Regions from separate parts of the Homo sapiens genome. Here region 1 is linked to region 2. The links are chromatin loops, found by intact Hi-C in ENCODE. Cell type or tissue: Caco-2. All regions are shown on one strand. Each heading gives the region's core, and the rest is flanking DNA. Links, peaks and the distances in the headings are about the cores only. Region 1 has its middle 77 kb from the start of GZMB. Region 2 has its middle 82 kb from the start of LINC02286.

What was found. Hi-C counts contacts between places; a loop is a spot of excess contacts. Peaks named below come from ENCODE experiments on the same cell type or tissue, not always from the same donor. Only the 100,000 strongest peaks of a DNase experiment are listed, where the experiment ranks them.
Region 1: a loop joins it to region 2, with 12 times the contacts of the local background. A loop is called at or near these places in 8 of 110 quality-filtered maps.

The regions. Positions count from the first base shown.
Region 1 is chr14:24,709,467-24,712,387 of GRCh38, forward strand. No RefSeq gene overlaps it. Among named protein-coding and RNA genes, the nearest start is that of GZMB, 77 kb to the left of the region's middle. In Caco-2, for the core only: a CTCF peak has its summit at 1,134 (motif pointing right); a DNase peak (open chromatin) is centred at 1,105.
Region 2 is chr14:25,236,598-25,239,518 of GRCh38, forward strand. No RefSeq gene overlaps it. Among named protein-coding and RNA genes, the nearest start is that of LINC02286, 82 kb to the left of the region's middle. In Caco-2, for the core only: no CTCF peak of the experiment used is centred there; a DNase peak (open chromatin) is centred at 1,464.

The sequences.
Region 1 (2,921 bases), core at 139-2,638, 530 kb before region 2:
AATAAACATATCTAAGAACATGTGTGTTTTAGCAGGGGCCTCCTGGAGACTGTAATTCTGAAAGGCAAAGGAATAGAATTTTAAGCAGAGAAAGACAGCATGACTCAAGTTAAGTAGCTCCATATTCAATATCTGAAGGCTAATGTTGCCCTTTAGCTAAAGGTGTGGATAAACTCTGGAAATAGAAGGAGAATTGTATCTCATTAGTGATGTCTGAGAAAAGGAGAAGTTCTCAAGGCATCCAGAGACATACCTGTGGAACTTCTACCTCTGTTTGGGAAAATTGGCACTAATATTTCCTAGCGGGCTCTTGAGCTATCATAAATTGTTTTCTCTTGGATTTTTAAAAACATACTTTGGGAGCTTTACTCTTCTTTGCCCTCCAGTATGGATAAAATCCCTGACAGCTTGAAGCCCAGGATTTGTGGATATATGTTTTATGAGGGCAGGGGCCATGCCTGTCTTCCCAGCTGCCTCCCGAGGAACCTAGGACAAAGCCTGAGACAGAGAAGGATACAATAACGACTAATAATAACTTATTTTATTAAATGTTTACAGTGTGAAAGGTCTTGTTCAAAGTACCTTAAATGTACTCCAAGCATCTCATGCATTGTTAGAATATGCCTATGAGGTAGGTAAAATTTTTATCCCTGTTTTATAGATTTAAAAACGTGGGACACAGGGAGATTAAGTCACTTACCCTAATTTGCACAAATGGCAAATTGTGAAGCCAGCCTGTGAACTCAGACTGCCTGTGTCCATATTTTGACGGCTATGCTTTGGTAGCTGCTCAATAAATGGAAGGGAGCTAGAGGAAGAGAGACAGGGAGGAAAGTGTCAGTCATTTCGAGTATTTTTCTTCCCCCTTGGCAAGAGGATGCCGTAGAGGTCAATAATTCCCTCTGAATTCAGGTGGGGTCCCTTTGAAAATAAGCGACAGAAAATTTTGTGTTTCTCTATCACGGGAATAGGAATTTGAATCCCCACCCCCATCTCAACCCCTTATGTTGAACGAGTTATCTGGGGTCAGCCTTGCATTTTTTTAGCTTTCCTTTGGAGATGCATCAGCTAACAAGCTGGTCGGCCAAGCAGTTTCCCAAAGAGGTTGCGCCCATCCCTGAACACTAGAGGGCAGTATCTCAACAGGCCTGAGAATTTTGAACGCATCATAAAGTATGCTTTCATTATTTTCAGAAAAAAAAAAAAAAAAAAAAAAAAAGCCTGTTGGACTGATTATTTCAGCTCAAGAATTTGAGAGTCCAGGGGAGGATGCATTTTAATGACTCCAGGGAACGGATCAAATTAAACACATTATCTAGGATTTTCTTCTCTGGCCTCCTCTCAGCCGCCTTCTCAGCGCTTCTGTCTGCGCTGCGTGAGTTGCAGCCCTGTGCCCTGAGTCTTCCCCCTTGCACAGAAGCAGCCCTTGCCGAAGAACCCAGGACCAGAAGAGGCCTCAGCAGCTTGTCTTGGCGCAGATCCTCCACGGTCACCTTCCAGCAAGACAAACTTAAAAACCGTTGAATGTTGTGTGCCTAGCCAGCATGCCTGCAGCTGGATAGGATGGCCCTTGACATGGAAAAACCAACCCAGTCCTGGCGGCTGCCACATCCCTGAAGACCTAGAGCTACACATTCGGCTGGGAGCGTTACATATGTGATCTCTAATCTCAAAAACCTTGCAAGGAAAATAGTTTTACCATTTTGCAGACAAAGAAACAAATACAGAGAGGTTAAAAAAAATGTGCCCACGGTCAAAAAGCCAGCAAGTACAGAACTGGACTCACACCAGAATGTCCAACCCAGAGCCTAGGATACACATGGCATCTCCAATAGCTACTGCCTCTCCTTCTCTTATCCCTTAAATTACTGCTATAATTGGCCAGAACATTAAGTGGATACACTACATGATTTCCCTTGAGGGGAGGATGGACAGAGATGCAGGCGTCTACTTTGGACCCTGTGAGTGTGAACTTCAAAGTTCTATTCGTCCTCCATCCCCTGCAGCTCCTGGAATAAACTGGCACTTAATGGTTGCTCAGTGCTGTAAAGCTGGACTTCATTTCACTTAATAATATTCTGTGTTGTCCTGGCGCTGTGGCTTGCGCCTGCAATCCTAGCACTTTGGGAGGCCGAGGCGGGCAGATCACGAGGTCAGGAGATTGAGACCATCCTGGCTAACAGGGTGAAACTCTGTCTCTACTAAAAATACAAAAAATTAGCTGGGCGTGGTGGCATGCTCCTGTAATCCCAGCTACTTGGGAGGCTGAGGCAGGAGAATGGCGTGAACCCGGGAGGCGGAGCTTGAAAGTGAGCGGAGATCGCGCCACTGCACTCCAGCCTGGGCGACAGAGCGAGACCCTGTCTCAAATAATAATAATAATAATAATAATAATAATAATAATAATAATAAAGTAAAAAATAAAATAAAATAAAAATTCTGTGTCTCCTTGGGTTATTTGATGGATTTACTGATAATTGTGAAGAAGTTTGTTTCTGCTTCGCTTTTATACAGGAGCTGTTTCTGCTCAGCTTCTTGTTAAAACACCCTTAGAAACCCGTAAGTAAATGTTGCAATTGCATTCTTAGCTTTATTCTCACTGATAAGAGACATAAGTGATTTTTAAAAGGCAGAACTAACTAATCAATCAAAACAAGCAGCTGTAATCTGATTTTAGAGCAATCTGCATGATAAGAGTTGGCCAAGGAGAAATAATTTCCTATCGCAGTGGGATAATGTGCAAATGAAATATAAACTCTAGGCTCCCTCACATCACAGAATGTCAGAGAAGTGCCAAGCAGAATGTGTTTATGAATGGGAAAGCCAATGGTGTTATATTTTCTCTCAGGTTATTCTCAATCTCATTTTCAGAAGGGACAAAATAGCTCTAAACATTTCTAAATATTTTACTCCATATGGTC
Region 2 (2,921 bases), core at 170-2,669:
AAAGCACAACCAGAGCAATGACTATCAAACGTTAGAGGTGGTCCAGTCAAAGCCAGAGCAGATCAATCAAGAGCAAAGGTCATGACAACAGTTTTTTGAGATGCTCAAGGCATTTTGCTTGTTGACCTTCTGGAGGACCAACGAATGATAACTTCTGCATATTATGAGAGTGTTTTGGGAAAGTGATCCCAAGCTTCAGCAGAAAAACCCCCAGGAAAGCTTCACTGGAGTCTTTCTCTACCGCGACAATACTCCTGCTCCTTCCTCTCATCAAACAAAGGAAATTTTGCAAGAATTTTGATGGAAAATCATAAGGTATCCACCTTACAGTTTTTATTTGATGCTTTCTTACTTATTTTGTTTCCTAATCTTAAAAAAAACTTTAAAGGGAACCAATTTTTCTTCAGTTTATAATGTAAAAAGTCTTCATTGCCATGGCTAAATTCTCAGGACCTTCAGTTCTTCAGGGATGGACTAAATGGCTGATATCGCTTATAAAAGTGTCTTAAACTTGATGGAACTTATGTTGAGAAATAAAGCTTATAGTTTTAATTTTTATCTTCTAATTCTATTATTCTATAACCTTTTTGAAGTTCCTTGTATTTGGAGTACTAGAAGTGCTTCATGATGCCTGTAGCATTCGTTGCATGTGTATGTGGATGAGGGCGCATACACACACACACACACGAGCTGAAGGTGAATCCATACATGTATATGTGCATGAGGGTACACACACACACACACACACACACACACACACGAGCTGAAAGTGCATCCATGCATGTATATGTGCATGAGAGTGCACACACACACACACAAGCTGAAAGTGCATCCATGCATGTATATGTGCATGAGGGTGTACACACACTGACACACAAACACAAACACAAGCTGAAAATGCTTGGAGTTGTATGTCCTCCAGGAAGTCATGGGCTTTCATAGCCTTATGTGATGAGGGCTTTGAAAGTCGAGCTCCCTTACCTTCAGCTGAGACAAACTTTATACCCCAGAGCTGCCCTGAGAATCTGGCAAAGCCTGGGACTTGGCTTGTCCTCTTCCCCTTTCCTGTCCTGCTTCCTCATTCTTTTCCTGGTTTCTCTGGGAGCAGTTTCTTAATAAATCACTAGCACAGAAATCTCCCTCTCATGTTTACTTTTGGGGAATCTGATTAAGAGAGCTGGGTATATTGGAGCTTACCCTGAGTCAATGAACAGTAGCACAAGACAGTACATCTGAATGAGTCTGAACTACAATTTCAGGTTTTCTTCTTTGTGGTTTTATTTGGAGTATCACAGAAAATTTGTGAAATGTGCCAGACATAGTTGTGCTCCCAACTCACAGATGGGAAACAAAGGGCCAAATGACTTGCTCCAGCTTGTGGAGCAATCACGGCCCGGGATGCCTGTTCTTCAATGTTTCATCTTGTGCTCGCTCCGCTTCACTGTTCAGCTTCTTCAAGTTAGAGCTTTTGTTCTCTCCCAGCGCCCCCATGAGGCACTGAAAGAAAACTAGGTCCCTTTTAGCTTCTCGACCCTGTACTGTCCAAAATAACAGCCCCTAACCCCATGTGGTTATTTAAATGTAAATAAAGTTAAAAACTCAGTTCCTCAGTCAGACTAGCCACATTTCAAGTGATGAATACTCACAACCTTGCAGAAAGTTCTTTGGATAGTGCTGTCTTAGACCCTTTACTCTTCAGAAGTTTCAAGTATTTTTCTCTTTGCGTGTATCTGCTAACTTGATATGTTTTTCTTTTTTTAAAACAATCTTGGGACCAACATCAGGGTGATTGCTACCTTGAATTCACCATTACAGGCATCTGAATCTGCATAAACACATGCTAGATGGGCTTTGGGTAAAAGAGAAGGGGAGTGGCCACAAATACACATGTAATTAGGAAAGAAAATTTCATAAGGACTCCATTTTTCTCTCCCTGAAATACTAGTGAAATAATTCCTGCTTTTGCCTACCACACAGATGTAGAATTGAGGTGAAATTATAGAAATAAATTAGAGCACCGAGAATGAATTAGAACAATTCTAAAACTTATCTTTGAGCTTATTTATGTAGGCATAATGTAAGTATATGGGATCATTAGATTTTAATTAAATGTTATATGTTAATTAACAGAAGACTGCTATTTTCTACAAAATGAAGAATACATTTTTTAAACAGTAATAAAAAGATTTAGAAAAAAATGACAAACTTATGATTTTAATCTTTGAATATGTATTATCAACGAAGACAGTCAATTTTTTTGTGCTCTGGAGTAGAGTGAAAAAAACAACAGCATCAAACAATGGTAAAGAAGTGAAATGATAGGGATCATAAAATTCGGCAGGATGGTGACGCTTGCTGTGAGAATTTGAAGGCTGCCATATACCACCGGAGGCTGAGGAGGCTTTGTGAGGTGATGGGAAGAATTAGAGAAGCTGCAAGTGGTAGGCATTTTTGGAAATGGAATTAAATTTAGAAACCAGTGTTTTTACAATTTAAGGCTAGAATGAAAATAAATTGTTTATGCAAAATTTAAATAGAAGTTCTTTCTTTCCTCTTTATAAGTACTTTTAAAGCAAGAGACACTCGAATTGATAGCAATAGAACAGAAAGAAAACATTACATATTTTGGAAAAAAATTAAAGATTTGTTTTCAGAAAGCCCACATTACCTGCCAAAATTTCCAATATGTAATTTCAACTATAGAGATAGAGATTTATCTTTTGGGCAAATTACTTTTTTCTAAGGCTTGGCAAATATTGCACAATAAGTCACAAAATGCTAAGATGAATGAAGGTAATTGAAATCACATTTCTCAGTATAATCACATACTCAGTTGAGTATAATGCTGGATAATGAGGACACACACACAAAATATGTATATGATGAAAAAAATCTTCATGTTTGTTAACATTTTAGTTTCA